2 separate regions of the Homo sapiens genome follow, and region 2 is linked to region 1. A link is a loop called in an ENCODE intact Hi-C map of the cell type or tissue named here. Cell type or tissue: endothelial cell of umbilical vein. All regions are shown on one strand. Links, peaks and the distances in the headings refer to the core of each region. The heading gives the core; the rest is flanking DNA. Region 1 overlaps AP3S1 (adaptor related protein complex 3 subunit sigma 1). Region 2 has its middle 17 kb from the start of COMMD10.

Region 1 (2,927 bases), core at 279-2,778:
TTAATGTAAACTCTTTCAGAATTATTATGACATGATATAGAAGGTAGATGGTCCTTTCTTCAGCTCTTAATTTCTCTATATTGACGTTGAGTTCATTATGTGTTAAGTGCATGGTACATAGTAAATGCACAATAAATGACTGTTTTTGCTAACATTGTCATCACTGGCATGTGAGTGTCCAAGTGAGGTTTAATAGAAATCCAGTCCAGAATGCAGTCATATATTGAGTCAAGTGCTATTTACATATCTTAAACACCATACTTTAAAGATTCTTAATAGTACATGCAGTGGGTACCTATTGGAGAGTGTACCTAGGCTACATTCATAATTGTTCTTCAAAGGTAAATGATGTGATTTTACGTTCAGTTTGTCTTCCCTAGCTCTGCTGGTACATTCAATATTTGTAATGGTATTTTTTAGTTATTGGTTTGAGTTAAACCAAGATATTTCTCTCTAGAACATCTTGCTGGTGATAAAAAAATAATTTTTTGGCTTCAGCATATTAGTATCCTTAAATTTATGCCTCCTATTTTTGCACTAAAGACTTTTCGTATCTTATAACATGTCAGTGTAACCCTTTTTTTTTTTCATTTATTATTGTAGATTCAAAACAGCAGGATCTGTTTCTCCTGAATTTTAACAGAAATTTCTAAACCCAGAAACCAATTTTTTTTTTTACTTAGAAACTCAAAAAGGGGTCTGCCAAATAAGTGGTATTGTTTAAGGGTAATTTGTGGTATTTTTATTTTATCTTGTGTACATTTTTATTTCTCCGTGTGTTTGGTATTATAATACTAGCTAATGTATATTGAGTGTTTTCTTTTGTGAGACATTGTTGTAAGCCCTTTATATTTATTCATTTAATCACTAAAACAACTCTATGATATAGTTACCATTATTATGCCCAGATAAGAAACTGAGGCTTAGTGTTAAATAACTTGCCCTGGATCTCAGAGTTAGAGGCAAGGCTAGAATTTAAGTATACACATGCTAAAGTTTGTGCTCTTGAGTACTAACTACAAAGCTGTCATATAATAGATACCTGTTACTCTTTGTGGCCTGGATGTATAGGTTACTCTTTGTGGCTTGGATGTAAAGATAAAGAAAACACAAGCATGTTTTATAACTAGAATAGCATGGGAAAGGAGGACTCTTTATATTTGGAGGAGGCATTTTTCGAAATCTATTTACTTTTTATATTTATTTTTTGAATACTAGGTAATTAAAATGCAGGACAATTTAAAATATTATTCTTTTTGTAAATTGGAAGTAATTTTTCTCCCACCAGCTTTTGAATTCCTTGAGGACAGAGTTTAGGTCTTTGGTTTTATATCCCTGGCACCTGAGTAGCTACTCAGTAGTAGTTAGATACCTGTTATATTGAAATTGGCTTTAAACTTTATATCATTTTAAAGTTGAAGCACAAGAGGGTGCTGTTTACTATGATACTTCTAGGTCTTAGCTCCTTTTATCTTTCTACTTGTGAAATAATAATGCAACAGCAATTTTTTTATTGTTGTTATGGTTAGAACCATCGAGACTCTAATTTTTCCCCCTTAATTTCTTCACTTCAGATTGTCAGTTATTTGTTTTTTGTTGGCCTTGTGCATGTAACAGATCATCAGTGTGTGATGGACCTTAGGGCTCTAGATTTCTGATGATATTAAATAATTTTTGCTAAATCAAAAGAAAATTAGAAAGTCTTTTGAAGAAGGTTTGTTGATTTTTTAAAACTGAACAGAGTATCTGAGTGCTTTAAATTTTAAGAATTTTTTTCATAAATTAATAACATGCAGTTATAATGACATTTTGTTGCAGGGTACTTTTTTTATAGTATTCACATTTTTTTACATGTGATATTGTTCTGGATTAAATGTGGACAGCATTTTTTTCTTCCTAAGTTAACAAATTACAGTGTCTTGGTAGTTGTGGCATGTAGTTATCTTCCTTTTATATCAGTATTTATCAGCAGAATTATAATTTTCTATTTCTATTTTAATTTTATAATTATCATGTATTTTGAACAGCCAGATAAATAATTCTGGCTGCCATTTATTAAATGGGTCTTCGGAACTGTGCTGGGCACTCTATCTAAATTGTTTAACTCAATTTTTATGATAATCCAGAAAAGTAAGTAGTTTTATCTCTATCTTATAGTTCTGAGATTTAAAGGAGTTAAATGATACTTGAGGCCACAGAGCAGGGATTTGAAGGCATGTATGTCTTCCTGGTTTCAAAGCATGTATCCTCAACACAGTACTGTGCTGCCTCTATAGGCAACCCATGTTTTTTACCACTCCATACTTTACCAGAGGCACACTTAATGCTATCACGAACTTTTTTTTCTTTTTTGCCCAATATAATCTGCACATTTAGTAGGTTCTGCTGATCTTTTATAAATACATGTAAGTGAAGGGGAACTATTTAGACAGCATTTTTACCAAGATGGTCTTCTCATGGTTAAAAAAGTATGACTGCAACATATAGGTAATCAATGGAACTAGAAAAATTAAGAAAGAAAAAATAAAGGCATACTGGAAATTGTATTCTGATTAGTAAATCTAATAATGATTTAAAATCAAGTAAGACCACTCCACGTCATACACAGAAATCAATTTCAGATAAATTTGGTCCAAACATGAAGAGTAAAATAATAAAGCTTTTGTTTTCTTCTGAGTGAATCTCTTTCCTGACCTTGCTGTAAGCCAAGATTCCTTAAAGTGGACATAAAACAATGTTAACTACAAAGAAGAAAACTGAAAAATTGGATTTTATTGGAATGGAAAAATTCTGTTCTTCCAAGGGCACTGTTAGGAGAATGAAAAGGCAAGCCACAGAACTGGCAAAGGTATTTGTAATACATATGACAAAAGACTGTAGCTAGACTATATAAAGAATTCCTATACATCAATAAGAAAATACAGACC
Region 2 (2,927 bases), core at 193-2,692, 180 kb after region 1:
AGTCATCTTATATTTGTTTTATTCGTAAAGTCCAGAGTTTGTAACTGTATGTAGTGAGAAGAATAGCAAAAAAGCATCCCTACTCCATTTTTCTGCAAATGGAAGTCCTTGTTGGGCTTTAATGTCAAGGTGATGCTCGCCACATAAAAGGAGATGGTGACCACTTTCTTTTCTCTACAAGCCTTTGTTTCAAGTGAAACTATTCATCCTCACATGTTTATTGGAACTTGCCAGTGAGGCCAGTTGGACCTGAAGGGATTTTTTTTTGTTGTTTTCTTTCTCTCTCTCTCTTTTTTTTAATAGGAAGGTTTTCAATAACACATTTGTTTTTAAAACAGTTATATTCTGTTTTCTTCTATTTTTCTTATGTATTACATATTACATATATATCTTTCTATAAGTTATCTATTTTATATAAATTTTCAAATTTGTGAACATAGTTATATAAAATATATACATTGTCATTTTTAAATATCAACCATTTTCCTCAAATTTTATTTATAAATTATTTAAAGGACATTACTAACCAGCATTCTTTCAGTAAATTATTTTCCCCCTTAGTTAGCCAGAGTTGGTCAGAGTTGGATTCTCTTACTCATAAACAAAACACCCTAACTAATACACTTATTGTCCAGAAAATGGAGAGACATGTATAGTGTAGTTGCGGCAAATTGCTTTTCAATAAATTTCCACAAAAAATCTATTCCTTCTGTTTTCTGAGAGATACCTAGAGCCTGATTTAAGAGGTGTGAGCTAAGGCCCTCCCGTTTCTTTTCGACACACTGCTAACAATTGTGTTCTCAGCAATAGGAACTGAAAAGTGTCCATACAACTCATAAATTGTTCCCACTTCAATAGAACAGAAATTACTTTGCTTTTCAGGAGTTACTACAAAAAGTCCTAGAGAAAGAAAAAAGAAAAAAACAAAAACAGAATCCCAAAAAAGTCCTAGAGAGTGAGAGGAAGGAATGCTTTTTCAGTTGCTTCACATTTAGAATCCCATTCTAGCTTTGAATTTTCCAAACAGTACTTGGCATAGAGTAGCACTAAATATATGATTTCTATGATTTTTGCATATATTCTTGAATGATGAGGGTTATTTGCATTTTGTAATTTTTAATCATACATTTTCCTAAAAACGATATACAGAGGAAATACATGAATGGTTTTGGCTCCCTCTGCTGGCCATTTATATGCACTTTAGGTTTTACACAGAACAAAATCAAGACCACTTTTTCAAATGGATTTGGAATTTTTTCAAAAAGATTATTTAAGGCTGGGTACCATGAGATTTTTATCTTTTCTTTGGAATAAAAGATGATTTTCTCAAGATTTTGTTTCTTTTTTTAAAAGTCAGGGTCTCACTTTGTTGCCCAGGCTGGAGTGCACAATCATAGCTCACTGTAACCTCAAATTCCTGGGCTCAGATGATCCTCCTGCTTTAGCCTCCTGAGTAGCTGGGACTACAGGTGAGAGCCACCACGCCCGGTTAACTTTTAATTGTATTTAACTTTTTAAGATCAGGGCTCGAGTGCTATGTTGCCCAGGCTGGTCTCTAATGCCTGGCCTCAAATGATCCTCCTGCCTCAGTCCTCCAAAGCCCTGGGATTACAGGTGTGAGCCACCATGCCTGGCACTATTTAAACTTTTCAATTTAATTTTTCAAATTTATACTTCAAAAAACTTTAACATTATAACTGTTATAACATTATAACTTTAAAAAAGGATACATTTAGCACAATAAATGAAGTTTAGAAAATGTTTTAGATAAAAGGCCTGACTCCTGCTATGTCTCTTTCTCAAGCTGTCTGTGGTGAAGGTACCCAGTTATAGAGACTGATGCCATTCCATATTGCCATAACAATGCCTCCCTCAGTCCAGTCAATTCCTCGGCCATTCTCCAAAGCAGCTATTTAAACGTTTGGCCTTTTTAACTCCCGACTTCTTTATCCTCTTCTCAATATTGCTGTTTTCTTGGAAATGATAGAGACCATCCGATACATAACTTTGACATTCTGATTTTTTCTCCTGCCCCCAATCCTACTAAGAGTCTCTATCCATACCTCTTTTTTGCCTCCACTCTTGTAGTTTCAGTGAAACAACTTTCTCTCCTGTTAAAGGACAGTCAATTGGGATGGATCCCTTTTCCCTGGGTTCTTTAGGAACAGCACTGTATGAAACATTATCATCTCTCTCTTTTCTATATCTTTGTTGGCTTTTAATGATCATGTGATCATACACTTATTGTTTACGTCAGCTGGGATCTTTCAACTGCAAACAGCTCTGGCTAATTTAAGCAAAAAAAAAGGGGGGTGGGGGGCACTAGATCTAAGAAAATGCAGAAAAGGTTGGCCTCAGGAAGAAAAGGCACCAGGCCAGTTTTATGAGCTGGGTAGCCACACATCATGAAGCAGGGACCAACCATCAGAAACTTTGCTGAGCTGGGGGAGAGAGCTGAACTGCCAGGTGTCAGACTAGTTAAAACAACAAGACAAATGTGAAAGAGGTAAGGGTGTAATCACTTACTGTGATGGTATATGCAAGAATCTAAAAGGAGATTGCTGTGAGATTTAATGAGATAATGCTTGTAAAGCATCAGAAACAATCCTGGGTACACAGCAAACATAACTTGATAAATGATGGCTATCGTTACGTATTCAGAGCATCCACAGTGCCCTGTATTCAGATGAATCATGACACTTTTTCACTTCACTGTTGTTTTGTGGCCTCATACTGATGTGTAAGTTCCTTAGAAGCTTAGGAGAAGGGATTGTGTTTTTTAAGCGCAAGATCCCTAGCACAGAGCTTGGCACAAGGTAGATATTCAATAAATGCATGCTGGATAATGGTAAGAGACAACCTGGATTACATGTTAAGCGCATATGAAAGTAAAGTAAAATAGGTGTGGTTACAAAAGGTCCTCTAGG

What was found. A loop is a pair of places that touch in the nucleus more often than their neighbours do. Peaks named below come from ENCODE experiments on the same cell type or tissue, not always from the same donor. Only the 100,000 strongest peaks of a DNase experiment are listed, where the experiment ranks them.
Region 2: a loop joins it to region 1, with 11 times the contacts of the local background. A loop is called at or near these places in 38 of 110 quality-filtered maps.

The regions. Positions count from the first base shown.
Region 1 is chr5:115,886,788-115,889,714 of GRCh38, forward strand. The region is part of intron 3 of AP3S1 (adaptor related protein complex 3 subunit sigma 1); the gene reads left to right. Among named protein-coding and RNA genes, the nearest start is that of AP3S1, 46 kb to the left of the region's middle. In endothelial cell of umbilical vein, for the core only: no CTCF peak of the experiment used is centred there; a DNase peak (open chromatin) is centred at 1,444.
Region 2 is chr5:116,067,056-116,069,982 of GRCh38, forward strand. No RefSeq gene overlaps it. Among named protein-coding and RNA genes, the nearest start is that of COMMD10, 17 kb to the right of the region's middle. In endothelial cell of umbilical vein, for the core only: a CTCF peak has its summit at 1,179 (motif pointing left); a DNase peak (open chromatin) is centred at 1,166; H3K27me3 peaks cover 180 bases.